Regions from separate parts of the Mus musculus genome. Here all the other regions are linked to region 1. Evidence: chromatin loops called from intact Hi-C (ENCODE). Cell type or tissue: heart. All regions are shown on one strand. Each heading gives the region's core, and the rest is flanking DNA. Links, peaks and the distances in the headings are about the cores only.

Region 1 (10,314 bases), core at 1,138-9,137:
TTTAACTTGTTTTTCTTTAATTACTAGTGATGTTGAACATTTTTCTCAAGTACTTAACTGCTCACTCTCTCTATCACAGAATAGTATCAAGCTTGCAATTTTTCTGCCTCAGCTTCCCAAGTGCTAGAATTAAAGTCCAGCACCACAATGGGGTCGGTTTCCTTGAAACAAAATTTCATGTAGCCCAGGCTGACCTTGAATTTCTGAACTTCTTCCCTGTGCCTCTCAAGTCCTGAGATAATAAGCAAAGGCTACAATCTCATTATTTTGTTTTTCTGTTTTAATTGTTTAGATACAGACCTTAGCCCAGGCTGGCCTTGAATTTGGTTTTTGTTGTTTGTTTGTTTGTTTGTTTGTTTGTTTTGGGGGGCAGGGTTTCTCTGTATAGCCCTGGCTGTCCTGGACTAGCTTTGTAGACCAGGGCTCAAATTTACAGAGATCCACCTGTCTCTCCCTCCTAAATGCTGGATTAAAGGTGTGTGCCAACTTGCCCGGTGGCCTTGAACTTGTTATAGCCCAGACTGATTTTGAATTCCTGATCTTCCTGCTTGTACTTCCCAAGTACTTCCATGTTTTGATTCAATTAGACTTCTAGTCTCTGCTGACTGAACTTCATGTCAGCAGGGAAATGCATTAAAAGATCAGGATACTTCAGTATTCACTAGCCACAGTGCTCATTTGTGCTTCCTCTATAAATATGTACAGGCTCAGTCAAATCAGGACTATGTGAGTGATTTTGATCTATTTAGTCTTATTTTTTTAAAGATTTTTTTATTTTTAATTTGTGTGGAGGGGGTATGCTCACATTAGTGCTAGTGCCCAAGGAGGAAGCTGGACCCCCTGAAATTGCATGTGGTTGTGAGCTGTCTGACATGAACAATGGGAGCAGAGTTATTATTAAACCTACTACACCTGTATCACCTCTCAGAATTCCCTGTTAAGTCCCCAGTCTGGCAGTTCATGACTTAAATGAAAAGGATCCACATTGAAAGCTAAGGAAATCACCGATCTGCTTGTCCCTGGCTCCCGCAAGGTACTCATTATAACTAACCTCACAAAATCAAGTGAGCCACTCTGAAGGCTGCAATGGCTATTGCTAACCCTCAGGCCTTACCTTCTACAATGAACTTCCTCACTGGAGCATCCAGAGATGAGCTTGGGCATGGGAGAAGCCAAGTCAAGAATACCATATATCTGTGCTGTTTTTCCTCGCCATCCTGTACATCCTGGGTGTGTACTTTGCCGTATGCCTCTAGTCTCTCGGAATTCAGAAATAGTTTTCTCCTGTTTTACACTTGTCTTTGGAAGCTGCACCTGTCAATCTTCTCACTCCATCATATGGGAAGTGAAATTTATGCTTTCTTCATTTTAATATGTGCTTTCATTTCAACCTTGACTTTCATTTTAGACAAGCCCATACTGATCTAATAAGTGTGGAAATATTCTGAACTGTCCTGAGCAGAAGATAAGCAGAAGATATTAAAGAAGCCAATGGTATTAGAGAATGTGTAAGGATAAAGGGAGGAGGGAAACAAGGCAAAAGGTATGCGAGAAAGGAACCACAAGGCACAAGAAGAGAAAGAAACCCTCCAGTAGGGAGGAGCAACCAACCTGTGTGCAGTGGATAGTGAAGATGGCATGGGATCTGCTGCTGGCCTCGTGAACATGGGTGGCTGCTGTGATCCTGGAGACACAAGGCAAGACAGTTACTGCAAGGACCATGTAAGTCACCATGGTGGGACTGTGGTCAGTGAGATGGTTTAGTGAGTGAAGGTCCCCGCTGCCAGGCCTGACAATCTGAATTCAACCCCCAGCAACCACATGGCAGCTCACAACCATCTGTAACTCCAGCTCCAGGGAACTGACATCTACTTCTGGCTTCTGTGGGCATAGCACACACGTGGTACACATACATTCAGGCAAGACAATCATACATATAAAAATAAATTTCAAAAAAGTGGTCCAAAGAAGGCAGAAGCCAGCCCAGCATCGATGTAAAAAGCTAGGCATAGTGGCACAGGTCTGTGACCCCAATGCTGGGAGGTAGAGGCAGGAGGATCTCAGAGGGGCTTACTAAGCAGCTCTGGTCTAGCCAATCAGTGAGCTCCAAATTCAGTAAGAGACCCTGCCTCAAAAGTAAGGTGGGAGGCAATAGAGAAAGACACTTGACATTGAGTCTATATACACACACACACAAATACACAAAGAAGTAAATAACTATTTTAAAAAACCAACACCAGCACACATATAGAAAAAAACAAGTGTGCGTAGTAAGTACGCTGCAGAAGCCTCGCAGACAGCTAAGCTATAAAGCAGAGAATTCACCCAACAGTGTCAGAAAGCCTTTTGAATTTGGATCTTGAATTACACTGAAGCCATGTTTAAATGTGGAACTCACAGCGGATCTTAGAAATCCATTCCAGTGTTAAACCCTAAAGCTACCGAGTCTCTCCTTACCTAAATCTAGATCAATGATTCCTCTAGTTAAAACTATCTCAGACTATATTTCACTGACTTCTAAGGATTTAGAGGACAGAAAAGGCTAAAAGTCTATGAGGTGTTCCTATACTCAAGGATGCAGAGGGCTAAATGAACCTAACTCTTATATTTATCCCGTTTGTTCATTTGTTGGCACTTCGGATTAACCGAGGGCGCATGCTAGGCAGCCATGCTACCACTGAGTCACATTCCAGTTCCCGTTCCCTCACGTAGCCCAGGGTAGCCTCAAGTATGTGGCTGAGATGGGCTTTGAACTTCTTATTTCCATCTCTGAATGCTGGATTACAGCTGTGAATCATCACATCTGTTTTCCACAGTGCTGGACTCATACTGAACTACACACCAGCTCCTCACACTCCTTTTTATTTTTTCAAAAAAAATTTTTTTAGATTTAGATTTGTCTATTTTACATGTATGAATGCATGTATATATGTACCATATATATATGCAGAGGGCTAAATGTATATATGTATATATGTATATATAAATATATATATACATACATACTTAGTACCTGAAAAGATCAAAAGAGGTTTCATATGCTGCCCTGGAAGTGGAAGGTACAGACTGCTGTTAGCCTTCACTGGGTGCTGAAAATTGAACCTTGGTCCTTAAACATATTATGCAACCTAGGCAGGTCTCAAACTGAATCATCCTGCTTCAGCCTCTCCCACTGTTGGCATCACAGGCATGTATGTATCATCATGCCCACCTGCATCTTAACTCTTGTTGTTTTGTTTTTTAATTTTTGTTTTGTTTTTTTGAGAGCAGGACTCTATTATCATCATCTTCTTCTTCCTCTCCTCCTCCTCCTCCTCCTCCTCCTCCTCTTCCCCCTCCCCTGGAACTGAGTACTAAACCCAAGTGCTCTCCCACTGAGCTAGGTCCTCAACCTCCAAGGTGTCTCTGTATAGCCTTGGCTGCCCTGGAACTAGCTATGTAGACCAGGCTGACCTCAAACTCACAAAGGTCCACCTGGTATGTACCAACACAACCAGCTTGAATCATAACTCTTAATAATTCAAGAGCTCAGCTTATCCTGAAGACCAGGCAAAACTTTCTTCTAAGAAAGTTCCATGAAATTCTGGGACTAGAATGTTAAATTTAAGTTATTTCCTTTGTCTTTCAGCTAAAGGGCCTAGTAGTAACAGGATAAATAACAGGATAAACATCTCTTCCCAGGGAAAACAGCTTCCCTAGATGGCACTTATTAGTAATATTTTAAGTCCTCACAGTAGTTGAAAACATGAGATGCTATCACACTGCAGAGTAGTGTTAGGAGCATGTAAGTTAATCTCTTAGTTTCATGTGCCTATAACCTCACAAGTTTGGAAAACTACAAGAAAAAATGGTTTTATGAATCATTTTATCCTATATTCATTTTTGCCAAGCTGAGAAGACAGTTCTACCCAATATTATCATGTCCAGAACAAACTCTATTTCCTTTGTAGTGCGAAGAGCAGTAACTTAACCATGTTCTTGATCTGAGAAGACCTGGCTGTACACTGCAGAGAAGTGCAGAGAGATCACTACAAAGGTGGCCCCCGAACTCTCCTTTGGCCATGCTTTCCAAAGGACAGGAAAACACAGGATTGCAAAAGCAGGCTGCAGAAACACCCCACCCAACAAACGTCTTACCTGTTTGCTATCCCTGCCTCCAGGAGCTGGATAACCTGCTGATAGTTGGTAACAACATGCTGAGACAGACCTTGTGGAGGGAGAAAAGAAATCACATGAAACTTCTGGTAAACTAACTTTTCCTGTGGCTTCTGACATTCTTCTTACAACACTTACCTATTATTTCCTATATGAGTTTAAATGCAGGCCCACCATATTGCACATGTGCAGTCAGAGGACAATTACAGGAGTCATTTTTCTCCCTCCACAGGGAGGATCTAGGCATGGAACTTAGGTCATCAGGTTTGAGGGCAAAAGCCTCTAGACCCAATGAGCCATCTTTCCAGCTCTAATTATTTTTTAATTTTTAATTTACTTATCATTCTTATATCATATCACTTGATAAGCTAGAATGAGGAATCCTGACTAAGATTACTCAGGTAAAAATTAATAAATATGTATGGAAACCTCTCATCAAGTGACCGGCGTATTTCCACAAAGATTATAGTTTAGAATTCATGCAGTGGCCATGCTTACAACAACAACAAAAAACTCCTTACAGCTTTACTACAGAAGTTAGAAGAAATCTCATTCTCATATTATTGTTGGGCCTCACAAAATTCCTGATAGGAAAGTGGTATTTTACCCACAAGGTGGCAGACTCAGCTTAGCATACAAAATACATAGTAAATATGTTTCTCTTCTTTCACAGTTTACAACATAAAATTGCATGATATGACACATTATAGACAAACGCTACAGAAATAGAAATGTTGCTACAAACATGCCAAGCAAATCAGAGCAGTGGTCAGGGTGGGCTCTGTGGGTGAAGCAAGGCTACGACAAGCCACTACAGAATGAGAAGGCTTCAGACAGGTGGAAGTGAGCCTACTGACACAAAGAAAATCCTTATGGCAAAGCCACCTACAGCACTTACCAGTGCTAGAGAACCTCTGCTGAGCATCAGAGCCCCAGGGACAAGACAGTGCCATAGGTCTACTGCTAAATAAATGTATAGTAAAACCTGACAAACAGACCTGAATAGTGACTAAACTGCAGGTAGTAGCTGCAATCAATTTTCTGAGCAATTTTCCAGAAATCAAGGGACAAGGGTTACAGTTCACAGCAAACCCAAATTGCCCACCCCCTCAATTTTTGTTTGTTTTATTTTTTGAAATAGGGTCTCAACTCTAGCCCAGGATGCCCTTGGACTCAAGAAAATCCCTTTCCCCCAGCCTCCTGAGTGCAGAGATTATATATAATGCCTGCTTAGACATCAGTCCTTATAGAAAGAAACCCAAAGGACTACAAGACAAGAGGGAGTTGGGGTAGAAGTAAATAAGCCTTCCCAAAGTCTGCCACTGAGCTTCTCGTGCCTTCTACTGGGTCCTAACTTACTTCTTAGACCCTAGTGCTCAAAGGGACTTAGAAGAAGAAAGGAAGACCAATTCCTAAGAGCAGCTTTACAAATACTGACTGCCACAAAACTCACTAGCAATTCAAACATACATGTAAACCTGGGAATATAAATGAAAGATCCCCAAGGAAGATGAGGGCACTGGAATTACCAGGCAGATTTTAAAGCCATGCTGGCTGGTATTTTCAAGGACTTATCAGACAAGACAGCAAAATGCCAGTGGAAACTGGAAAGTCAAGTGGAGGTAGGCTGAGGTCTCCTGGCTGTGTCTGAAGAGGAGGGAGGGCAGAGAGAAACAGGAAGAAAAGGAGAGAGAGCGAGCAGCAGGGAATGGTTTGAAATGTGGAGTCTGAGCACTGATGTATCTATTTGACAGTATTGTTTTACATGGAAAATAAAATTAAAAGGGGCATTTTTATGAGTCCAGGCTGCCGGGGGGAAGAAACACTTGGTAGCAGAGTCAGAGAATGCCGCTGACCATCTATCAGCCATGCCTGTTCAGGAGAGTTCTTATGTCTCTCCTCATCAGGATTTAAGTTAGCAGACACTGTGAGGAATGAGTTACAGGCCCCAGACCTTAGCATAACTGACACCATGCTAGAAGTACAGAGGCACCGCTCGGACTAAGAGCCTAGCGTGTAGACCTTAACACCTGCCAAAACGAGAACAAAGGCCTAATCCACGCAAGTCCAGAGTTCCAAGAAAGTCACTAAACATACTATCCTTCTGTTTTGGCTTCTGGAGTTCCTCTTCTTGGCTGACTGTTCTTGCTAAGGTGTGTTAAACCAAGATGTGGAGGCTTTGTTTGTTTGTTTGTCTTTCTGTGCTTAAAAGCTCACCCTGACAGCTGGAGAGATGGTTCAGAGATTAAGAGCACTGGCTGCTCCTCTAGACATCCTGAGTTCAATTCCCAGCAACAATGTGACAGCTCACATACATGCAGACAGAGCACTACATACATAATAATTAAATCTTTGCTTAGTCAGCATCAATTGTTACCTGTCAGATCTGTCAGAAGAGCTTCTCTTGACCACACACAGAGGTTCAGTTGCCTACATGTCCCAGGAGTCTTTTTTTTTTTTTTTACAGTTTATTCTTTTTGGTTTTTTAATACACGATTTCTCTATGTAGATGTCCTAGAACTTACTCTGTAGACTGGCTGACCTCGAACTCACAGAAATCCACCTGCTAAGATTACAGGGGTCTTTCCTCCTCCTCCTCCTCCTCCTCCTCCTCTTCCTCTTTTTGGTGTTTTGAGACAAGGGTTTCTCTGTGTAACCCGGTTGTCTCCGCTCTCCTGGAACTTGCTCTATTGAGCAGATTGGCTTCACCTGCCTCTGCCTCCCAAGTGCTGGGACTAAAGGTTATATACCACCATGCCTGGCTTCAGGGGTCTTCTCAATAGCTGTATCTAGCTACTTTATAAACCTTTGTCACAACGTGCAATTGTTTGCCTCATGACACTTTCAGCAGAATTTAAGCTTGCCTGTGAAGCTTGCCATGTCATGTCAGCAATGTCCAGCACAGTAGCCAGCACACAGAAAACCTTCACTTCACATGCTGAGAAAGTTATCAAACATTAGGAGAACTTCCTAAACTTCAGGGGGCTCTCCAATTCCCACGATCACAGAAGCTCACCTTGGACGTAGGGTCCCATCTCTGGGTGCTCCCTGACCCTTAAGGTATAGGACTTATTTTGATTGGATTGTTTCAAAAGATCTCTCACCCGTTCGTTGTAGATTTCTAGGAAGCTAAAGACACAAAAAAAGGCATGGCCATTAGATTCTGTAGAAAAAGGAAAAATACTAAACTGAGAACCACAAGGTTTCCTGTTCTGGCTCTGATAACCTTAAGACTTCAACCAAGCCAGGGCATCAGTCATGAATGCTGGAAATAAAACAACCCTTTGCAAAAGCGGTATATGTGCTTGTGGTAATTTGAATGAGAAATGCTTACAGTCTCAGGCATTTAAATGCTTGGCCCCTAATTCACCAACTAGGCACTATTTGGGGGAGGTGAGGGAGGTTGTGGTGCTTTGAATGAGAATGGTTCCCATACACCACAGGCTCATAACTTAAACGCCTCATCTCAAGGTCCACTACTAAGCCAACAGAGGAAATTAAATGTGAAGGTCCCACCCTTGGCCTTGCTGTCAGCTGGACAACTCTAATCTGTTCTACACATCAAGACTGTGAACAAGATGTTATACTGTCTAGAGATCTATTTCATTTTTAACTAAACCAATAATGATTACATATAACAGGAAGGGAAGAGAGGAGGTGAGAAAGGAAGGAGAATACAAGGTTTAAAGAAAAACTAATAAAGTCAGGCAGTGGTGGTGCACACCTTGAATCCCAGTACTCAGGAGGCAGAAAGTGTGCTGATGTCTGTGAGTTTGAGGCTAGCCTGGTCTACAGAGTTAGTCCTATGACAGTCGGGATATGCAGAGAAACTGTCTCAGAAAAGAAAGAAAAAAAGGAAGGAAGGAAAGATGGTAGGAAGGAGGAAGAGAGGGGGGAAAAAAGAGGGCTAGAGAGATGCACTGACTGCTCTTCCAGAGGTCCTGAGTTCCATTTCCAGCAACCACATGGTGGCTCACAACCATCTGTAATGGAATCTGATGCCCTCTTCTGGTGTGTCTGAAGACAGCGACAGTGTACTCATACAAATAAAATTATTAAAAAAGGAAGATAGAAAGAAAGGAAGAAAGAAAAGAAAAGAAAACCTAGTAATCATATATCAATATTTTTCTCAATGCAGCTTGGTAAAACTTTGTTTTGCTAGGCCATAGAGGATCATGCTTATAACTACAACACTTGGGAGGGTAAAACAGCAGGATAAAGGGTCTGAGGCCAGCCTAGGTTACATAGCATGATGCTGTCTGACAAAACAAAACAAAACAAAACCTTGTACCTAGCACTAGTCTGGAAAGTCGGTCTGAAATCTCCAGAATGAGCCAACAAGGGTTAGGAGGGGAATCCCAAAAGCAAGAGTGAGACAACAGGAAGTGAGGGGAACAGAGGCACAGGAGGAACCTGATGGGCTAGTCCGGGGCAACCCAAAGGCTTAGTATGTGTCCCATTTCCTATACTGCATGATGTGTCCTCTGCGGATTTTCTCCACCCCTCTGCTGACCCTGACGTGAAAGGAGCTGGGGATGGAAATGGGACATCTGGGGTCTGGGGCTTGAGCTCTTACCTTACTTTTATGCTACGGGAACAAGGCTGAGAGGCACAGTCATCCTCCCTGATGAAGAGACCCTGCACAGACCAGAGCGTTAGGCTTTACTGAAGGAAGCTGACATAGGAAGCCCACGGGGGGAGGACGTGACCCAAAGAGAATCTATACCTCACATATCCTCGGAGTCAGCCCAACAGAGGCCTGGTGACAAGAAAAGGAAAGCATTACTGTTGACCCACACTGCCCACATGCCCTCATCTTACCACAAAGCACCTGGAGTCCCTGAGCACACAGGGTGGCTGTGTGTGCGAGCTAGCCTATACAGCAGTGTATAGAAGACTACTTGCTGGCACTTTCAGGAGAGACTAACAAAAGGGACGGACATACAGACGAGGGGCAGATTATCACCATAAGACAAATAAGAGAAGCAGGAAACCTAGGCATATGCTTTCCTGCAGTGAACTTCATCGTGCTTAGATGAGTTCACACTACTAATGTGGTCCCTTCTAGATCCCTACTGCTACCCCTAGACACTGGACACATGAACGAACACCCTCTGCAAAACTGTGCAGAAATTCAAAGAAGCTGCTATTTCCTCTACCTCATATCCAGAGGTTTAAAGTTTTATTCTCCTTGGTTCATTGGGCAATTTCTTCTTCTTCTTTTTTTTTTAAAGATTTATTTATTTATTTATTTATTATATGTAAGTTATTATATGTAAGTACACTGTAGCTGTCTTCAGACACTCCAGAAGAGGGAGTCAGATCTTGTTACGGATGGTTGTGAGCCACCATGTGGTTGCTGGGATTTGAACTTCCGACCTTTGGAAGAGCAGTCGGGTGCTCTTACCCACTGAGCCATCTCACCAGCCCCCAATTTCTTCTTTTAATTTCAAATATCTGAAACCACACTACTCATGGACAAAGGAAACAATGAGGAAACACTTCACAGAGAAGTGGCTATTTCAGACTGTCCCTATGCAAGGTTATCTGTCAACCACTGCCCAAGTCATCTCATTGGCATACTTCTAAATCTAAAACAAAGGATAGACTTGTTTGTTTGTTTGTTTGTTTGTTTTGCAAGGCAGGATTTCTCTGTATAACAGTTCTGGCTGTCCTGGATTTATTTTATAGTCCAAGCTGGTCTTGAACTCACAGAGATCCTCCTGCCTCTGCCAGGATTAAAGGTGTGCACTACCACACCTAACATCAGAAAAGGTATTATTAAGAATGCTATCCTTGGGCTAGAGAGATGGCTCAGTGGTTAAGAGCACTGACTGCTCTTCCAGAGATCCTGAGTTCAAGTCCCAGCAACCACATGGTGGCTCACAACCATCTGTAATGAAATCTGATGCCCTCTTCTGGTGTCTGAAAACAGCTACCGTGAGTGTAGTTGACATGGTGGCACATGCCTTTAATCCCAGCACTTGGGAGGCAGAGGCAGGCGAATTTCTGAGTTCGAGGCCAGCATGGTCTATAGAGTGAGTTCCAGGACAGCCAGGGCTACACAGAGAAACTCTGTCCGAAAAAACAAAAAAAAAAAAAAAAAAAAAAGTTCACTTCAGTGCCAATACTCACTGGAGTCCCCAGCATGGTATATGT
Region 2 (10,314 bases), core at 857-8,856, 190 kb after region 1:
TCTTTCTACCATGTGGATTCCAGATCAAACTTAGGTCCTCAGGTTTAGTAACAAGTGTCATTACCAGCGAGCCATCTCACCAATGTGGCTCTTGCTTTTACAGCATCCACCCCATCTCAGGAGGAAGCTGTGTGTTGTTGTTAGCTGAGTGAAGGGCCTCCCTGGAATCACACTTACGTCAATGGAGCAGCCCATGAGGGAGCCTCTCTCGATAGCTTTCCTCATAATCTTGTACATGTCACTCGGAGCATCCTTGATCTCAAAAAACTCTGTCACCCCTCCTGTGAAGTCCTCCATGGCTTCTGTGGTATTCCCACCTTTCAGAGCTTCATAGGAGCCATGGAGCCTTGGAGAGAGGACAAAAGGCAGTCTGGAGTCTAGGAGTTCCAGGAAGTATGACAAGCTGAGTTAACTCTAGGCCAGAGAGGGCCAGAAGCATTGTCATGACGGTCCCCATTTCCCACAGCCCTCTTCCACTATCTGCTAAATCTAGTGGCGGAGGTGGAGGGCTAAGGTAAGAGACAACCTGGTCTTATGAATGTGCTACAAGTATATGGTTTTAAGCAAGTAAGATCCTAGGAGCTGAACTCCAGAGAAGCAATGAGCTGATGAAGAAGACTTGAAACACCATGATGAAGGCAGGATCAAAGAGCTGACTGTAGGAAGCTGAAGACTTACTGCACACATCTTTATATCTTTTTGCTTTTATGTTTTTCAGATAGGGCTCCTACTGCCCAGTCCTGATCTCAAGCTGACTCGGGCTCTTTACTGGACTCCCACAATCCACATGAGCATGCATTCACATGCCTAGCCCCATGTGAAGGAGACTTTGGCTGAATCTTGAAATCCATATCCCCCACCCCTGTAGTCCTAAATGTTTCCCATCCTAAATGTTGCCTTACTTGGCATAAGCCTTCTCAAGGAGAGCACTCCAGAACTCATTGCGGTGGTTGGATTTGGTGAAAACCAGCTGATTGTTGTATGTTGGCAGACAGTCGTCAATGACCACATCTACCCAGTCTCCATAGCGCCAGAACTGCAAGAAGAAAGAAGCCCAGTCACCCCTGTGCACTCCCTTACCTGATCCCACATCCTATAGGACTCTGAGCCAAAACCCTACCATTTCCTGGGCTTTGCATCCTGAAGCTTGTTCATTCTAGTCTGGCTTTTGAGTGTGTAAATCTATCTCTAACTAGGCCATGAACTTCTGCAAAACAGGAAACTGCATATCCCTTAGTGTCTGTCAAAAGCCCAGCCCAGTTCTAGACATAGTAGGTCCTCTGAATATCTTAGGGTTTGAGACTTTTCTCCCTTGCCCATAGGTCTGGGACAGACCTAGTTTAAATACATTCGTGTATCCCAAGTGATTCCAGTGCCCGCCCAGGATTGAGAACTCATGATTAAGGAAAGCTGTAGGGCTAACTAAAGTATTTCTCTTTATCCCATTTTCTTCTTTCCTCCCCTCCCCTCCTCCCTTCCTTTCTATTGTGTTTGAGGCACACAGGTCAGCAGGCAGTATGCCTTCCTCCCTCCCTTCCCATGGCACATCGTCAAGGATGAGAAGTCAGGGGTCACAGATAAACAACTTGTTTTTACTAGGTACCCAGGCTAGCCTCGAACTTATCTTGATCTTCCTGTCTCTGCCTCCTGAGTGCTGGCATTATAGGTCTGTGCCACCACACCCAACTGATTTATTTATTGATTGATGGCTAAAATGGAAAAGGGGAGTGCACTGGATATGCTGAGGTACCATAGGAGTGGGATGTCAGCTGATCAGTTTGAGTCATTCTCGACACTAGGAAGTTTCAGGGCCAGAGGCACGCTGCTCAGAACCACAGAAAGTTCCAGAGCCCCACATGCAGGTCTCAGATCTGTTCTGATCCAACCCAGAATTTGTCTCTGCATCAAGATGATCAGTGCCCAGAAAAATTCTAATGGATAAATTAATTCTAGAACCAATACTTTCAGGGCTGGGTCAAACCAGCCACTAAATGCCCAGAAGACCAGAATTTTCTGGTAAGACCTAGAAAGGTAAGTGATAGCAGTAGGAAGGTAAATAGACTCCTCTGTCAAGGGTACAGGGTCATGAGCCAGGGATCACAGAAAAAAAAAATCCAACACTTTCAGGCTGAGCATCTTAAGAACCTGTTTGAGGGGGGGGGGCTTCAGGCAATAACATAGCAGCCAGCCAGCTGGAGGACAAGAATAGGCACTCAAGCCAGCAGCCTGGATGACTTTCTCTCCCCCTTTCTGGGGCACAGTGGAAAGTATGTAAGTTGGAGGGCACAGATAAACACCTGCTTCTTTGCAAGCTTGTAGCTGTAAGTGGGTCATTGCCCACAGGTAGGTGTGTAGAACCTTTCCTGAGCCAGCTGGGAAGTCAAGGCCGGGAGACCCAGGGTGGCCAGACTGTGGCTGGGTGGTGCTATACTTGTCTGAAAATATCTCTTGACTCAGAAGAGACTGAACGTTTCCGGGACCTTGCAGCCAAGTTAATAATATGCCTTGAGATCATTTAGGGCTATGTACTTAGCCTGCTGGCCTCTCTGCACTCAGCCTGGGGAAGTTTAATGGGCCTTTCAGAGAACAGAGCAGCCAACCTCATTATGCTTTCGATTTCCCAAGTAATCAGCCTTTATAACCTAAGCTAAACACACAGCTTTAATCTCAAGTTATGTACTTTACTATTACCATGACCTAAGATTATGCACGCTGTGGTAATAATTTCCTGAAAACAGCCAAGAGGTTGGAAGCAACGGTACGCAACAACTACCCCATTTTGGAAGCCACACGTGGATGTAAGTTGATAATATGTCTGTGGGTTTGTGCTTTTGATTCTCTGGGTGATTTGAGGTCAATAAAGTGATTTCTTTCCTTGTAAAAATCTGTTCAAGATTTCTGCAAAGAATTTCTGTACTGTTCAATGAATACAAACCAAAGCCCTCTGTTAGGCACAGATTCAGACAGACAGACAGACAGACAGACACACACACACACATACAACTAGGCAACAGACATATGACACAGGCACAGATGAGAAAAAACACAGACATGACAGCAAACACATACATTCATTAGATACACAGGCAACAAGGACAGATGGGTCACACACACACACACACACACACACACACACACACACACACACACACACACAGAGAGAGACACAGACACCAGACAGACTACAGACAAGAGAAGGTCACCTCCTTACTACAGCACGGAACATTTTGGTGCCTTCTCTGAGGTTATCTTTAACTGAGGTATGGCTGCTGTCTCAACCACACCCCCATTTCCTCACCTGGAAGTGGAAGATCCCTGCGTAGTTTTCAGTGAAACTTTGATCATGGGGTATAACTCGGAAAAGCAGCCGCTCATTCAGGGTCAGGCAGGCGATGGCTGCAAGAAACCAGCAGTCCCCTGCAAGCAAAAACAGACCCAGGTAGTCAGATGGGGGCTTCCCCTCTCAGAAGAGCCCTGCCAGCCCCAGTAAGAAGCTCCCCATAGCTAATGACTCGGGATGCCCACTGCCCTGCTTCCTGCCTGCCCTCAAGTAGGTGTGAGCTCAAGCAAGGAGACTGTCAGGGACAGGAGCTCCTCAACGGCACGAGCAGCACGAGGACCGGGTAACTCATTCTCTCAAGACAGGCTTTCCTAAGTTAGGCAATGGATTCCTCCTTTAATAAAACACTTCCTGGTCATTCTCTCTCTCCATGTGCAGGGCAACCGCAACATGTTGGAACAATAAATTCCTCTTGCTTTTTACATTGTAAATAAATAAATAAATAAGTCACTTCCTTCTATGGTCTCAGTAGAGACAACAGTGGTAATTATGGCTGTCCTCTGTCTTTGTAGGGTGAGCCCATTTCCCCTTCTGGCATCACGGAAAACAGTATTAGAGAACCATCAGCTAAGCAGACGTGTGTCAGAAGGCAGGGGTGTTGGGCAGCTAGCTGCCACAGAACCATTCTACACAGGTCACTAAGGCTGCCAAAGGGACATGCCTGGTACCCTGACAATTCCATAGCTCTACTGGGGGCACAGGCTAGCTGCCACACTGCTGGTGGGAAGAGAGGCTTGTAACCACCCAAACCCCCTATCTCCCTGCCTTGACTCAGCTCAGAAGCAGTGTATTGGTTTGAGGGCTCAGGGATTAATTTGTCCACACCCTCCAGGCAGTGTCCCTCAGATGCCAGAAGCCACTGTACCTGAGGTGTTCTCAGCCTCCCTTTCTGGAACAAAGTGATAGGTATTTTTCAGTTGTTCCTGCTTTTTTTGGGTCAAGTTTTAAATAGTCCTTTAATGTTCTCTCCAGTTTCTCTTCACAGAGCTCTCCTACAGTCTGCCTAGGGAGGATGCTTCCAGAACAAAAGGTGGAGGAGAGGAAGGGACTCAGAACAGTCCAGACGACAAGGTGACAGAACCTTGTCCTCTCCTCTACATGGCAGACGCCGCCTCTGCCAAAAGACTTCCTTTAGTGTGGAGATGCCTGATCTGAGGACCTGAGACTGACCTCCAGATGCCACACGGAAGAAGGAAAAACCTGGCCCCCACAAGGTGTCCTTTGACCTTCACAGGTATAGGCCATGGTATGTGCACACAGACAGACAGACAGACAGACACACTCACTCACTAAATAAATAAATAAAAATTATTTTAAAATATTAGGAGATGCACTAAAAGAGAAACCAGAATTTATCCCTTCCCATCCTGAATAGAGATCTCTCAGGTTAACTAACCCTGGGTCACCTGGTAGGACATAGAGGATTTTTCCTACCTAGATCTCCTTGGCAGATGTCAGTCCTGTTGGCTCCACCAATGATAAACCGGGGATTCTCACAAATTTCCTGTGAAATCAAAACAGAAACAACCATTGTAACACCATTGTAGGAGTCCTGGCTGAGCTGATGGCCTACTGCACTGGGGGCCAAAGATTTACACTCACTGTCCCCCTCCCCGGCCTCCACAGCCATCCAAGAGGAGAGCCAGCGCTCTTCTTTTGAAACCAGAAAGCTGAAGCTCAGAAGTTGGTGTATTGGTGCACAGCTGTAATCCCAGCACTGGAGGAGCTGAGGCAGGAGCATGGCTAGTTCAAGGTCAGCCCGGGCTTCATTGGGAGACTCTGTCTCAAAATGAACAATAAACATCTGAGGGTCAGAGGAGGTAAGAGCCTCAAAGCTGTCCCCTCTTCTTTCCATACCACGTACTGGGTAGAATGTTCTTTGAGAGGGGGGACGGGCAAGAGGCTGCAGAACTTATGGCTTTGTTTTCTGTAAACTGGGGCACAGGATGGAAGAGGAGGAGGAGGAGGAGCAGGAGGAGGAGGAGGAGGAGGAGCAGGAGGAGGAGGAGGAGGAGGAGGAGGAGGAGGAGGAGGAGGAGGAGAACAATCTTCCCTTTTTAGAAATCCGGACACAGGCCTTGGCAGTTGCGGAAGCAGACTGTAAACCCCACGAGAGCCTCACCTCTTCCCCCCTCCCCAGTTGGAAGGGGCAAACACACCCACAGCAGCAATGGTGGCAGCTGCAGTTTCCAAGCCCATGGGCTAAGTCACGCCCATCAGCAGCCAACAGACAGCACTCTTGATTTCATTCAGTGTCTGCTTCGTTTTAAATTTTTTTGTTTTTGTTTTGTTTGTTTGTTTTTCGAGACAGGGTTTCTCTGTGTAGCCCTGGCTGTCCTGGAACTCACTCTGTAGACCAGGCTGGCCTTGAACTCAGAAATCCGCCTGCCTCTGCCTCCCGAGTGCTGGGATTAAAGGAGGCGTGCACCACCACACCCGGCAATTTTTTAAAAAACTTTTAAACTCATTAAAGATTCAGTGTTTTGATTTTTAATGTTGTTCTTCACAGCTTCAAGAAACCTTGTTATTCCTGTGAAGTGTTCTGTGCTAGCTAGTTTTATGTCAGCTTGACACAGTAAAGTTATCTGAAAGGAGGGAGCCTCAACTGAGAAAAATGCCTCCATAAGATGTGATTGTAGGGCATTTTCTAAATTAGTGATTGAGGGGGGAGGGCCCAGACCATCGTGGGTGGGGCCATCGCTGGGCTGATGATACTGGGTTCTATAAGAAAGCTGGCTGAGCAAGCCATGAAGAGCAAGCCAGTAAGCAGCACCCCTCCATGGCCTCTGCATCATCTCCTGCCTCCAGGTTCCTGCTCTGTTTGAGTTTCTGCCCTGAGTTCCCTCAGTGATGGGCCGTTCCTTACCTGGAAGTGTGACCTGAAATAAACACTTTGCTGCCCAAGTTGTCTTGGTCATGGTGTTTCATCACAGCAATAGAAACCCTAATTAGACATGTCCTCTGTCTTTCTGTCTCACTGTCTTTCTCCTTCCTCACAACTACACAATTCTCCCAAGTGAGCTGAGCTCTGCCCTCACACTCAAGGTTGTCTCCATCCTACTACATAGAAAGGCACATCCATATCATACCATAGCTCTCCTGGCAATGAATAGGCATAAGTCAGTATTGGTATAAAGGGCTACACAGAGACACACAGAGTACACAGACCTCTCATGCAGAATTATAAGACTTTCTGCACCCAAAGCAGTGCAACATATCAAAGTAGTCAATGTGAGCAGTGAGGAGGCATTTTACAGTCTGTGCCTGACCTCTGCGATCAGCCTCCTCAAAGCACATAAGCCCAGGGCTGGAGAGATGGCTCAGCCTTTGTTGAGCACCTGCCTTCCAATGGTCTGTAGCTCAGTTGGTCTGTAATGGTCAGTTATAAGGGCTCCAGTGCCATCCAGTGGCCACCATGAGCACTGCATGTGGTATACACATACTTAAATACTCAGCTACTTTAAAATAAATAAAAAATTATATATAAAAAAACCCAAACAAATCCATAAGTTCAGCCTACTCGGAAGAAAATTCGAGAGAGATGCCATGAGAGGTGTTTTACAAAATACCTGATTAGTGCTCTGTGAAAGTGCACAGCTCATTGGAAACCAGGAAAACTTGAGAGGGGAGGCTAAGGACACAAGACACATAAGTGAATACAAGGGAGGAGTCTTGGAACATAAAAAGACAGAGGAAGAACCCTAAGGAAATAACGTGTGGACTTTGTTTTCAATAACAAATCAATCTTACTGATCGCCGAGGTACAGGTCATGATATAACAAGGAAAACTGGACTAAAGGTAGCGGTCTCCTTACTTGTGGGGTATATCCCAAGACCCCCAGGAATCTGAAACTGTGGTTATGACCAATGCCCATATAGATCATTAGACTCCTTCCTATACACACACCAATAGTTTAACTCATAAATCAATGAGAGATGACTAATACTACAATAAAATAGAATAATTAAAACAATGTACAATAGTGGAGGTTATTTAAAACTTCTGAAGTATTTCAAGAATTTCCCATTTAGTATTTTCGCACCCCAGTTGACTACAGGTCAGCAAAAACTGCAGAGAGTGAAAAGCACAGGTAAGAGGGACTACACATGGGAGCCCAGCGCTATCTTTACAGTTTTTATGTAATCCTGTAATTGTAAAATTAATTTAAAATTTAATTAAAAATTTAAAAAGTAATTTAACTAATTAAAAATTGCATATACAGTAAAGAATGTGCCTTGCAGATGTTCTGGGTTTTCACACACACACACACACACACACACACACACACACACACACACTCACGCACACGCACACGCACACTCCTTGCCAGCTCTAAATATAGCAGGCTCCCTTGCAGCTATAGGCACCGCCTTGCAGGAAGAAGGGCTTTGACGTCCTCCTGCTGCCATGCTGGGGCTCCTAGGATGCCCCTTGATAGGGCAGCCTGGATCAACTGTCTGGCTGGTCAGCGGGGACTTTTCTGTTTAAGCAGACTTGACACCATGCTAATGAACCAGCTTCGTCCAGAAGGCTAAGGCTCGCCTCCAGCCTCCTGTCAATTCACTGTCCATCCCTTCTGTGGACCTGAAACTTCAAGCCTCTGTTCTCTTCACCACTCCACTCTTCCCTCCCCAAACTCCTGGTCTCGGGAAGAACCGAGCTGATTCTACCTACGAATCTTATGGGAATTTAAATCAATGCATTGGCACTCTTAAATATAATCTCAGGGATCTAAAGGCCATCCTAACCCTCGCCACGCAGTTCAGGAATAGAAAACAACATCCTTAGCTTCTAGCATAAGAAGTTAGGTATTTGGAGCTGGGGCTTATGGGTAAGGGGGACATTAATAAGCTAGTTGCTCAGAGTTGGGGTGAATCCACAGCCCCACGCTCTGACCACTTTACTCCCAGTTCCCCAACATCTGTCTACAGATTCCATGCCCCCTTTATCCCTACCTTTGGCCTCTTCCAAGTGATGGCCTTCATCTTGGCTTTCTGGCTCAGCTCATGGGAGCCAAGGGCCTGCACACCTGCTGGGAAGACACGGTCTTCAAAGAGGCACTTCTGAGCCAGACACTGTTGTTTGAGAACGACAAAATCCTGCCCCTCAAACTTGAGAGGTTGTGAGACAGTGCCCTCTCCATTTCTCCTGTCCCTTTCTCGGATCACCCTGTCACAGAAGAATCCCGGCAGCAGGTAGGGCATGATGACCAACAGCGGAACCCGGCCTTCCCTGCGGCCTCTCCAGCTGCACCCTCAGCCCAGGCCTAATCCTCTGGTGAATGGCCCAGAGCCTATATAGCTCCTCCACCCTCAGCAGCTTGATGCAAATGAACACGGTCCAGAGAAAGGCTGTGGTCAGAGTCAGCAGCTTTGTCCAGAGGCCCCTGAGCCCATGGTCTAGGGGCAACACAGGCAAGTCGGAAAGGAGTCAGGGAGGGGGAGCGAGCCAGCCAGAGATGGCTCAGGGGACAGATAACAATGCCTTGTGGACCTTTAGGGCACCTCCAACAGCCTTGCTGGGACTCTTGCTTTAAAAAGAGAAAATATAGTTTCAGAGAGCTCCCCTTGCCTCAGCAAAAGGCATTCATGCCTTTGACACTGGCGGTCAATGGGATATAGCATGGGGCCTTCTAAACATGCTGTATACACTAATCCTATACAGGCTGCTGAATGCATAGGAGGAATCTGCTGCAAGCCTTTGTCTGAGGGTAATGAAGCCTCCTTCTCCCGATGTTCCTGCCCCACCCCCTGCAGACCTTAGGGGCTCAGATCTATGAGGATGCAGAGGGCAAGCATCCCTATTACAGTTGACTCCAGGGCGAATGCAAACACCTAATGCTTTACGATTAGCATCCCTGGGTAGGAAATGTGTGAGTTGGGAGCAGCAGGTAAATGTGGGTTGGAGCGCTTTCTGTTGTTTGTGTTTTATGTTTCACTTTGATTGTGAGACAGGGGTTCTCAGGTAGCCTGGGCTGGCCTCAAACTTACTATGTAGCTCAAGATGACCTTGAACTTTTCATCCTCCTGTCTCCACCTCCCTAGTCCTGAGAGCACAGGCATGGACTAGTGCATCTGGTTGGGTGGTGCTTGGGATCAAACCCAGGACCTCACACATACTAAGCCAGCTCTTTCCCTACTGAGTTGCATCCCAGCCTGTGTGTGCTGGGGTACTATCCTAAGAGTGCGTGGCTTCCCCACACTGTCATTACGTTTACAGAGAGAACTGAAGACACCGGGAAGGTGAGACTGGCAGGCTGCATGCTAGGCTGTCCAGTCCCCACCAGTTCACTGACATCCTCTGCCAACATCTACTCCGTGAAACTTAAAGCGTAGTCAGAACTTCTGGCATCCACATTAAATGCTACAGCCATGTGAAATGCAGCTTTCCAGTGGGTGTGATGGTACAGACCTACAATCCCAGCACTTGAGAAGTTGAGGCAGGAGGATTTCTTTGAGTTATAGGCCAGCCTGGCCATCGTGGAGAGTCCTAAGCCACCATTAATTATAGAGGAAGACTGTAACAAAAGCAAAACAAACAAGCAAAAGCAAACCAAAATTTAACAAACAAACAAATAAAAATCCAAGTTTTTGTGGCCTAATCTCAGGATTCAAATATCCCCAAGTTGAGGTATGGGCTGGCTTCTGCATTTATTTATTTATTTATTATCCTCTCTGTGTATATTATTCTCTCTCTCTCTCTCTCTCTCTCTCTCTCTCTCTCTCTCTCTCGGTGTGTGTGTGTGTGAATGTGAATGTATTATTTGAGTGTGTATGTGTGTGTTTGTATATAAGTGTGTATGTGAGAGAGAGAGACCAAAATCAGACGCATTGTGGGAAGGAACAGGCACAGTAGGGAAAATAAATGTATGGCCTAGTCTATCAATCAAAATAAATTGCCCAAACTATACCCTTAGTAATCAATTCCTCCTTCTCTCCCATATCATAAAAGAAAATTCCAAACATGAGTTAGG
Region 3 (10,314 bases), core at 1,307-9,306, 60 kb after region 1:
TGTGGGTCTTAGGGATTAACTAAGGCACTGGGCTTGATGGCACATGCCTTTACCTGCTTAGCTAGCTATATAGCATACATCTTTGAGTCTTAAAACTTTATTCCAAGAACATTCTCTTACATAATTACAGAATGTTCCCAAATTCAGATTTTTTTCCTCAGGAATTTTATTCTTTTTAACTTTTTTTTCTTCCATCCTACCTTCCTTTCTCTCTTTCTCTCTCTCTCTCTTTCCTTCTCTCTCTCTCCCTCTCTCTCTCTCTCTCTCTCTCTCTTTCTTTCTTTCTTTCTTTTGAAATCTCTGGAAACTGAACCAGGGCCTAATACATGCTAAATACTCAATTATTAAACTACATCCCCAGCCTTTCCCCTCAATATTTGTTAATTCTGTGTATATGTGTGTGCAAGTGTCACAGTGCTCATATGGAAGTCAGAGAACACATTTTCATCTGCTGTCTTTTACCTTTTACTCTGTGGGTGCCAGTATTTGAACTCAGGTTATCAGGCTTAGTTGAAAATGTTTTTACCCACAGGGTAAACTGCTCCATCTATCTGGCCCAACTTGTTTTGCTCCATTTACTATTTGTGTGTGGGTACATGCACACATGCTATAGCACATGTACCATGTAGATCCTGGGGACTAAACTTAGATCCTCAGGGTTGGTGGCAAGGATCTCTGCTTCTTCTTTTTTTTTGGGGGGGGGGGTGACCCTGAACTTCTCACTGCCTCCACCTCCCTAGTGCTGGGGTTAAAGGTATGTGCCACCAGACTATATATGGAGTGCTAGGAATTAAATCCAGAGCCTCACACATGCCAAACAAGTTCTCTACCAATTTCAGCTATATATACAGCACTTTCAGAGAATTTAACACTGATCTTCTGTTTTTGAGAAGTTACTATAGTTTGGAAACATTTGAGTGTGTCCCACAGCATTTAGGTGTTGACAGCTTAGTCTTCAGTGTGGTGGGTTTGGGATGAGGGTTGAGCTTTCAATAGGAATAGGGAGCAATTATATCGGTGAGGGCAACAACCTTGTAAAGAACTTAGCGCAACTAATTTTCAAGACCCCTTCCTGCTAGGTATGCAGATCCACCTGCACATGACTTTAGTCAAAATATTAAGGAGGCAGAGGCAGGTGGATCTCAGGGGTTTAAGACCAGCCTTGTCTAGCCTTCATAGTGAGACCTTGTCTCACAACAAACAAATAAACAAAACCCTTCCTGCTGCAAAGTGCTATTATTTTACTACTTTTTAAAAATGAAAAGTGTTGCTTTTATGTGTATGTGTATGAGTATGTGTATGAGCCAGTGATCTCAACAAATGAGCCATCTCAATATTCTTCTTCTTAAACTCTGCTTGTTTGAGCTTCAAAACAAAACAAAAAACATAAACAAAAACTTAGTTCTGCCCAGTTTCTGATTACTGGTTAGTTCTCTTGGAACCGATGTTATAGAAGAGTGAAACTGATCCCTGGATTCTCTGAATTCTTGTCCTGCAATATTATGTCCCTTCTTGTCAAGACCTCCAGTGCTAGAATGGCATCACTACAGCTGAGCTACCGTGTCCCTCCAAACCCATGAGTGAAGTAAATCTTTTTTTCCTTGTACATCATTAAGCTCCAGATTAGCAGAGAAGTCAGTCAGGCCATGTCTGTATACTGTTTCCACTAGTCAATCAACTGGACTGGTTCATAGCTAGAACTACATAGCTAAAGGTACATAGTAAGACCCTGCCTAAAAAATGAAACAATAACCCTGAAAACATGTTAGGGCATGTCTATGGGGCAATACCTGGGAAAGATTATGACATTAGAATTCTACTGCGTGGTGTTTATATGCTGGTATAATTCAAGAGCAAGCTGAAATCCTAGTGATTGTTCTCTTAAGCAAACTTACTCAAATGGGAAGGATGAATAAGATCTGCTGTATCCTTTTCTAGCTTCAAAAGTTCAAGTTCCAGATTGTTCTACATGAGGAACAAAAGTAAACTTTAGCTCACTCAGAAAACGTCCTGAAGTTAGAATCTTAAAACACTGATAAAAATGGACAAGCTACAGAAACATGGTACAAGACATAAATATATTCCTTAAATGGGATGGAAGGATGGAAGGGTGCTTTATATGATAGCCAGGAAAATCGTTGGAGCTTTCATTTTGGTATCTTGACTTCCTGTTCTACAATTAACTAATAGAACAAGTCCCTATCAGCCATGCACTAAACATTGTTTTTTTTTTTTTTTTTTTTTTTTTTTGGTTTTTCGAGACAGGGTTTCTCTGTATAGCCCTGGCTGTCCTGGAACCCACTTTGTAGACCAGGCTGGCCTCCAACTCAGAAATCCGCCTGCCTCTGCCTCCCGAGTGCTGGGATTAAAGGCGTGCACCACCACGCCCGGCCTTAAACATTGTTTTAATTGCAAAAGAACACTATTCAAAAAAAATTAAGAAGTGTTTTGTTTGGTTTAGTTTAAAGTCGGGCATCAAACCCAAGGACTCTTGTAGCTAAGCACCCACATTTTCTCTAAAATACAACCCAGCATACACCACACTTTTTAAATGGAGAAGTAGAAGTGAAAAGTTCATAATTTACCTGGTAGATTTCAGCTTGAATATCTGAGATCTGTTGTAATCTGGAAAAGTTCACAAAGCAAGGAGCCATTTTCTTAGATACATCTAACATCTCCTATGGTAAATAATCAGGGAAAGCATAGAAGTTTCAAAGTTAGCACACCGAGATACAACACAAGGGACTAAAACGATAGTATGTTCACAGCTGCAGCTAACATAAAGAACATATTAAAATCTGTTTTTATTTTTGATGAGGACTCATGCAGCCCAAGCTAGCCTTGAGCTTGCTGTACAGCCAAGGATGTCCTACAACTTCTAACCTTCACACCTCTATTTTCTAAGTGAACAGCATAACACCATGTTTGTGTGTATGTGTGTGTGTGCACAAGACAGACAGACAGACAGACAGACAGATACACACATATGCAGAGAGAGAGAGAGAGGGAGAGAGAATGTTTTGCATATCTGTGTGCTGATATTAAAGGGATGTCCCACCAGTGCCCAGCTGGATTAAATTTTTGATGGTCATAGTGTCACTCTCCATGATCCATCTGTCCTCTGTACTGGCCAGATAGGATAGTTAAAAGGAAATGTGTTGTAAACAACCACCCCTGCATCTTTTAGGTCCTTGGTTGTGTTGCTAATTTCTGCAATTCCTCCTAGGATGTAATACTGTCTTTGATTCACTATTTTTCCTGGTAGAGGCAACTTCGATGTCTTCCATTTGGCCTTTCAAAACATAATAGCCCTCACTCCACAAGTCAGGAAACCAATATGGGAATTCTGCCGACTTCTAAGTATATTTATCCCAAATATACATTCTGGAACTGGGGAAATAACTACAGGATAAGTTTGGGAACTCAATGGACCTAACAGTGAGTTGGACTTCAGCCAAAACTCCATTAATCACCTGACCTCCATAAGCATTTAATTTTTGGGCTCATGCTTCCATAAGTTAAGAGTCTATGAGTCTATGACTATCTTGACAGACAGCATGGTTGCAGACAGAAATAGCATGGGAGAAGAAGCTGAGAACTTACGTGTTGAGAGATAAGCATGAGGCCAAAAGAGCCTCCAAGCCCACGCTCAAAGACAAACATCCTCCACCAAGACCACATTTCCTAATATTTCCCAAACAGGTGAAATCCTTCCATCAAATGGGTACTAGGTATTCAAATATATGAGTCTATAGAGGCCATTTTCACTCAAAGCACTACAGTATACATATGATTAAAATCAGATGCTATAGGAAGGAACATGGACACTAGAAGAAAAGAATGTTTGACCTAATCTATCAACCAAAGTAGAGAAACAGGACTGGAAAGAAAGCTGGCTTGGCATTTAAGAGCATTTGTTGTTCTTGCAGAGGACCCAGGTTCAATTCCCAGCAACCACATGGGGGCTTACTCCAGTTCCATGGGGATCCAATGCTTTCTTCTGACCTCCATGGGCAACAGGCATGCACATGATACACATACATTCATATATATATAATAATCATTTACAAAATAAATATATCTTAAAAAAAAAAAGAGTAGAGAACCACTCAAACCATGCCTGTATGTAAACAATTCCTTCCTTTAGAGCTCAGGCTATAACCTGGGACCTTTGTAGTGTTCTGCTTTCAATCTTGATGCTATATCTCTCTATATTCTGTGTTATTCCTTCCCTCAGAATAAAGCTGTTTTCAATTCTTTAGATAAGAGGCCAGGAACCTAAATCTTTCTAGCCCAGACCCCAATAGTAACATAGATTGGGTTAGACTAGCTAGCCAGCAAGCCCCACCTGTATCTGGCCCCTAGCTCTAGGACACGCACCATCACATACTGCTTTTACTTGGGCGTTAGGGATCTAAATTCAGCCCTCCATATGGTTGACACGAGAGACTTGGGAGTCTTAGGAGCTGGAAGCAGGAAGATGGCTCAGTGTTCAAGGCTAGCCTAGGATAGAGTGAGGACACCTCTCCATTAAAAAAAAGGAAACACCTAAAAAGACTAAAAAATCTTCCAGTATCTCTCAGCAAGCTGGAAGAATTAGATCCCATTACCCTCTCCTCTTTGCCATATCATCTTATAAAGTGAGTTAACAGCCAGGCATGGCGGTACACACCTGTAATGCCAGGGATAGTGAGTTACAGACCATCTAGGGCTACACAGCAAGACTCGGTCTCTAAATAAATAGTGCTAAAATAATAAGGGTGAACTGTGATGGCATTACGCTGTGAAAGATTTTGGCCTTTTCTTGGAGGCCCAGCATTGCTTCATACATCACCTGGTTGCTATGAGAACAAAGTTAAGCCCCCAGCCCACAGGAACAAGGTCCGGATGCCCTTTGGCTGACATGTAATCTTACTGTTAATGTTTGAATGACCCAATCCCATACCTTTGTTAAAATTCCTCGCATCCCTATCCCTTTTTCTTTTACAAAAACCCCTAGCTCTGGAGACTCGGGGTCGACTCCCCTGCCTCCTGTGTGAGGTACGTGTCGGCCCAGAGCTCTGCCAATAAAGCCTCGTGTGTATTGCAACAAGAAGGATTCTTGTGTGTTCGTGGGTGCACCCTATCCCTGGACTAGAGTAGGAGTCCCCATATCGGGGGTCCTACAGAAGAACTGTATTAAAGGGTCGCAGCCTTAGGAACACTTGTTCTAGAGGTAGTGTCACTGGAAGAAAAAAAAAGTGGAGCGCTGTTCCATCTCCCACAAACCGTCCTGGGATAACCCGCAGGCACTCAAAACAGAGTGCTCAGTCACTCAGTGCACCAGCCACTCAGTCCCTCACACTCGAAGAACCCACGGGAGTATGGTCACAGTCCTCAGCTGGCTCACTCACGCCCGCATAACCAGGACCACCACCTCACAGCAGAATTCTGTCGCCACCTTGATGACGCCATCGCCGCCCCCACGTACCTTAGTGACTATGCCCGAAGCTACCAAGTGGTTTAGCAGTAACCCAGCTGCAGTCTGCGAGGACGCTGGGTCCCACGGGTTGGCGGCCGCCATGGCTTCCGCACACCTCTGGAACTGGCGCGAGGAGTGAGGGGCAACACCGCGAACAGGCGCGCGGTTTGATGATGTCACAGGGCGTTCCTGCCCGGGCGGAAGCCCTGGGAGCGCGTCTCAGGCGAGCGCGGGTCCCCGGTGTTCCCTGGCGGAGTCTTCTTTGCACTGAGCGGTAGGAGGCGAGTCTCAAGCTCCCTGTTCCGGCAGCAGCTATCGGAGGCTCCCTGGCCCTTAGCTCTGCTGCCAAAGCATCAGGACCTTGTGGTAGCGCTGCCTGCTCGCCTGTTTTCTCCTTGCCACTCTTGGGCTGGCCCCAGGGAAGTAGGGATAGGCAGAAGGTGACAATTGGGACAGGAGACCCAAACGGGAGATTTAGCGACGACTGTATGTCTAGACTAGGCGGTGACAGCTATGCTTCTTTTCCTGCAGGGAACTGAGCCGTGGCGCTAGGATGGGTAACAGTGCTCTCCGTGCTCATGTGGAAACAGCGCAGAAAACTGGTGTCTTTCAGCTTAAAGACCGTGGTCTGACCGAGGTGAGACCTGAGGGGACCGGACCAAGAAACTAAAAGGGCTAGGGTTGGCGGGGTGGCGAAGACTATTGGTGCAGGATTTTTCCAAACTGTGAGCTCCTTTCTCCAGTTCCCCTCAGAGTTGCAGAAGCTGACAAGCAATCTTAGGACCATCGATTTATCCAACAACAAGATTGACAGCCTACCGCCTCTGATAATAGGAAAGTTCACTCTGCTAAAGAGCCTCTCCCTCAACAACAACAAACTGAGTATGGAATTTGTGTCTGGGCAGCTTTTGCTAGTAATCAGCAGTTATGAAGGGTGTTTTTCCTGTTAGATGATTTTTGTTATGAAATCATTTTAGGGGATGCAGAATGTTAGAGTATTGAAGCTTTAATCTCTTGTAATTAAATATAAAAGCCTCTTTGGGTGGTATAATGATTATTACTAGGTTAATTTGGACCTGGAAGACCTTTGGGAATCGATATAAACAGTTATCTAATTTCGGGGCAGGGTGGAATGGGAGGATCTTTTAAACTCCCTCAGATCGTTTTTAGAATACAGCTAAGCAAAAGGAACCCCTTACACACATACACAATTTTCTGCATTTTGATGGCTTCTTAACCTCCCAAACAGTTTGTGAAACCTAAACATGACCTGTGAGAATTCTATGTAAGAAGCCAGACCTGGTGACTTAGACCTACAGTAGCCCCAGCTACTCAGAGGTTGAGGCAGAAAGATCTTAATTTCAAGGCTATCCTAGACAACTTAATGAGATCCTGTCTCAAAAACAAGATGAAGCAGGCTACCATACTGTCTTTTTATAAATGTCATTAATTCTATCGGATTTGTTTTTTAATTTCTTCTTCACCAGCTGTTCTACCTGATGAATTATGCAATCTGAAAAAACTAGAGACACTAAGTCTCAACAACAATCACCTGAGAGAGCTACCATCTACCTTTGGGCAGTTGTCTGCCCTGAAGACGCTGAGCCTCTCTGGGAATCAGCTGGGAGCATTACCCCCCCAGCTTTGTTGCCTGAGACATCTAGATGTAGTAGATCTCTCTAAAAACCAGATTCGGAGTATACCTGACACAGTTGGGGAGCTGCAGGCCATCGAACTCAATCTCAACCAGAACCAGGTCCATACTTTGTGTTGTTTTGCCCCTCTCCCCAGTGTATGTTTGCATTTATGGTCTTCTGATTTCTTGTTCCTTAAACGATAATCATGGAGTTGGAAATTAGAAGCTAAAAGATATATAAGGTGAACTTACTCCAATGCCCAGAATCATGGAGTGGGTTGATAGTGGCTGTGTAATTGTGTTGAAAGTGTTTTGAGGAAGGAGTAACAGGGTGAGATAATTACACACACACACACACAAAATTAAACCTATCGAAGGTTTTACAGATATTTTCTTTTCACACCCATTATTTAGTGAGGAGCCGTGTCAGGGGTGATATAGTGTAGGAATGAGACCTGTACCCATAGGATCTGAGAGTCAGACGTTAGAAATTGTTGAGAAATCCATGTGATAGCTGTTCTGGAGCTACGTTATAATTGGACGACTTTACATGTGAAATGTTTTGAAGCTCCTTGGTTAACATTAGTATGGAGATGGTGCTCTGCTTCAGATATGAGGCACAGTGATGAAACATTTGAGATTCGGTAGCCTTGAGTTTTTAGCATTTATGTATATGTACATTATGCATGTATATTAGCTACTATGTTCATGTTATTACTGTGCTAAATTGTAGTTAGCATAATATTCAGCCTTTGAGGTTGGTTTTGTCTTTTTCCTGAGATTTCTAGGAAAGAACTGTCATTGGTATTCGTTGAATAATTCCACATTCCCTACTACTAGACCAGTTTCTCAGACCTTACTTGGATAACCTGGGGACCTTAAGGTCACCTAAGTGTTTGATTCAGTACGTGAGAAGTCTAAGAATCTGCAGAATCTGCATTTTCTGTAAGTTCCTAGGTGATGGTTTGAGATGCAGGTAGTCAACAGAATTTAGTGACCAGAATTTAGTTTTAGTGAAAACTGTAGATACACAGCTGTATTCGAGATTAGTACACAGGACTGTTGATACAGATTTTGAAGTCACAAGTGAAATGGTTTTAAGAATGATTGTTTTCTAGAAGGTTCTAAATGTTAAATAGGAAGCATTAGGAATTTATTTCTGCTTGAATATAATTATAAAGAAATAAAAAGGGTGGTGGTGATGCATGCCTTTCATCCCAACACTCAGGAGGCAGAGGCAGGGAGATCTCTTAAGTTAGAGGCAAACTTGGTTTACAGAGCAAGTTCAAGGCCAGTGCTTCAGAGAAATTCTGTCTCAAAAAAACAAAAAGAAAGCAAACAACAAAAAATGACACCCCCAAAAAATTTTCAGGAAAAATTCAGAAGTCATGCACTAGAGGGAGCCTCAAGAAATGGGTAGTCCAGGCAGATGCTGCAGTGTGGGAAGCATGACTTTGGCTTCAGCAGAGTGGTAGGTATCAAGATGTTCATGTGGTTGTTTCTGAGTGGCAGCTTGCTGGTAAGCTTTTCCCTTAAACTTACATTATTTCCTACAATAAATACACAGTGCTTTTATTATTGGTTTTTATTTCTGAAAAGCTACTGGTAACCTTCAAATAATTTGGAAGTGGAGGAGTAACAGAAGGTATGTTACAGGCTTCTGTGCGAGTAGGTAGTGAGAAAACGGAGGCGGTAAAAGAAAAACTAGGACACAGTCAAGAGCTGTTTCAGTGTAGTAACGTGGCCATTATGCTCTCTGTCCTCTTACTGTTTGGTTGTTGACAGATCTCTCAGCTCTCTGTGAAGATATCCTGCTGTCCTCGCCTCAAGGTCCTCCGGCTGGAAGAGAACTGCCTTGAGCTCAGCATGCTTCCACAGAGCATCCTCAGTGACTCCCAAATCTGCCTGCTTGCTGTGGAAGGCAATCTCTTTGAAATAAAGAAACTTCGAGAACTAGAGGGTTATGATAAGGTGTGTATTAACATCTTTTACATTTTTAGTGCCTGCTCCAGAGAAAAAACTAATGAGATTAAACTTAAGTGATGTCTACAGTTAGCATTTGACAAGTTTGTTTTGGAGGTAGCTCTAAGACTTGGCCAGACTGTATTGTGCCAAGTGACTTTCTCCACATATTGATTATCGCACTGCATCTTTTGATGTTTCCTAGCCAAAAAAAAGAGGCAAAAATTAATGAATTTAAGTAGATTTTGCCAGGTTTGGAGCAGGGTTTTAATCCTAGCACTTGGGAGGCAGAGGCAGGCAGATCTGAGTCCAAGGCCAGCCCAGGGCTACATAGTGAGATTCTGCCTTGAAAAGGAGTTAGTTTTGTATGAAATTAATCAAGTCAAATTAAAAAGAAAAAAAAAACATAAAAACGTAAGTCAAAAAGTATCCCTGGGGGAGGGGGGGCTGGAGAAATGGCTCAGGAGTTAAGAGCACTGACTGTTCTTTCAGAGGACCAGGATTCAATTCCTAGCCCCCACATGGCAGCTCCCAACTATCCATAACTCCTGTTGCAGGGGATCCAACACCCTCACACAGATATAGATGCAGTCAAAACACCAAACTACGTAAAATAAAAATAAATCATTGAAAAAAAAAGGATTCTTATATTTGTCTACACCAAATGCCATATGTATAATTTTCTTTCATGTTTTTAGTACATGGAGAGGTTCACAGCCACCAAGAAGAAATTTGCATGATATTCTCCAGGATCATGGGACAGACTTGGAACCTCTGTTGAAATCTGACTGAGTCAAAGGCTCCTGATGTTGGATACACTGCAGAGAACATTTTACTTAATGACTTTTTCCTTTTTAGGACTATGTCAGATAAGCTGAAGGAAAGGGATTTAGGAGTAGGAGACAGGAAGAACCCTTCATCTTGAGCCGTGTAGGTCATGGCCAGTGTTGATCTTCAAAACTATCATTAGTTGGGCTCTAAGGAACCTGCTGTTCATGAAGGGAGGAAATGCTGCTTGCCATAGCTGGAGACTTTGAGTTTGCGAACTGTCAGCTTTCATAAAGTCTTTCCCATCACCTCTGTGTTAATACTTCATATTTTTTATGAAATTCTAATTTGTGGGAAACGTATGACTAAGGATGAATGTGTTTGTTCCTGTACACTAACTCAATAGCAGTGTTTACACTTGGAACTTAGGATGTACCTAAATATGTAGCTGTCTTGAAGAGACCTTTGTCAAAGGAGCACCAACACA

Evidence for each region. Hi-C counts contacts between places; a loop is a spot of excess contacts. Peaks named below come from ENCODE experiments on the same cell type or tissue, not always from the same donor. Only the 100,000 strongest peaks of a DNase experiment are listed, where the experiment ranks them.
Region 2: a loop joins it to region 1, with 4 times the contacts of the local background. A loop is called at or near these places in 16 of 42 quality-filtered maps.
Region 3: it touches region 1 in a loop (4-fold over the local background); 7 of 42 quality-filtered maps call a loop at or near these places.

What each region holds. Positions count from the first base shown.
Region 1 is chr2:120,664,973-120,675,286 of GRCm38, reverse strand. Stard9 (START domain containing 9) reads right to left here. Exons shown (of 33, transcript NM_001370940.1): 4 at 10,291-10,314; 5 at 8,882-8,914; 6 at 8,732-8,793; 7 at 7,172-7,284; 8 at 4,138-4,207; 9 at 1,612-1,684. Among named protein-coding and RNA genes, the nearest start is that of Stard9, 41 kb to the right of the region's middle. In heart, for the core only: a CTCF peak has its summit at 4,768 (motif pointing right); no DNase peak of the experiment used is centred there.
Region 2 is chr2:120,475,213-120,485,526 of GRCm38, reverse strand. Capn3 (calpain 3) reads right to left here. Exons shown (of 24, transcript NM_007601.3): 2 at 4,775-4,844; 3 at 3,299-3,417; 4 at 903-1,036; 5 at 178-346. Among named protein-coding and RNA genes, the nearest start is that of 4931402G19Rik, 11 kb to the right of the region's middle. In heart, for the core only: a CTCF peak has its summit at 6,748 (motif pointing left); DNase peaks (open chromatin) are centred at 2,426 and 6,721; H3K27ac peaks cover 1,227 bases.
Region 3 is chr2:120,604,702-120,615,015 of GRCm38, reverse strand. Lrrc57 (leucine rich repeat containing 57) reads left to right here and starts at 5,658. Exons shown (of 6, transcript NM_001159612.1): 1 at 5,658-5,901; 2 at 5,993-6,098; 3 at 6,205-6,343; 4 at 6,949-7,217; 5 at 8,883-9,068; 6 at 9,758-10,314. The coding sequence starts at 6,015. The coding sequence ends at 9,799. Haus2 (HAUS augmin-like complex, subunit 2) reads right to left here and starts at 5,634. Exons shown (of 6, transcript NM_025475.3): 1 at 5,471-5,634; 2 at 2,586-2,678; 3 at 1,896-1,965. The coding sequence starts at 5,563. In heart, for the core only: CTCF peaks have their summits at 5,727 and 8,485; a DNase peak (open chromatin) is centred at 5,645; H3K4me3 peaks cover 2,369 bases; H3K27ac peaks cover 2,009 bases.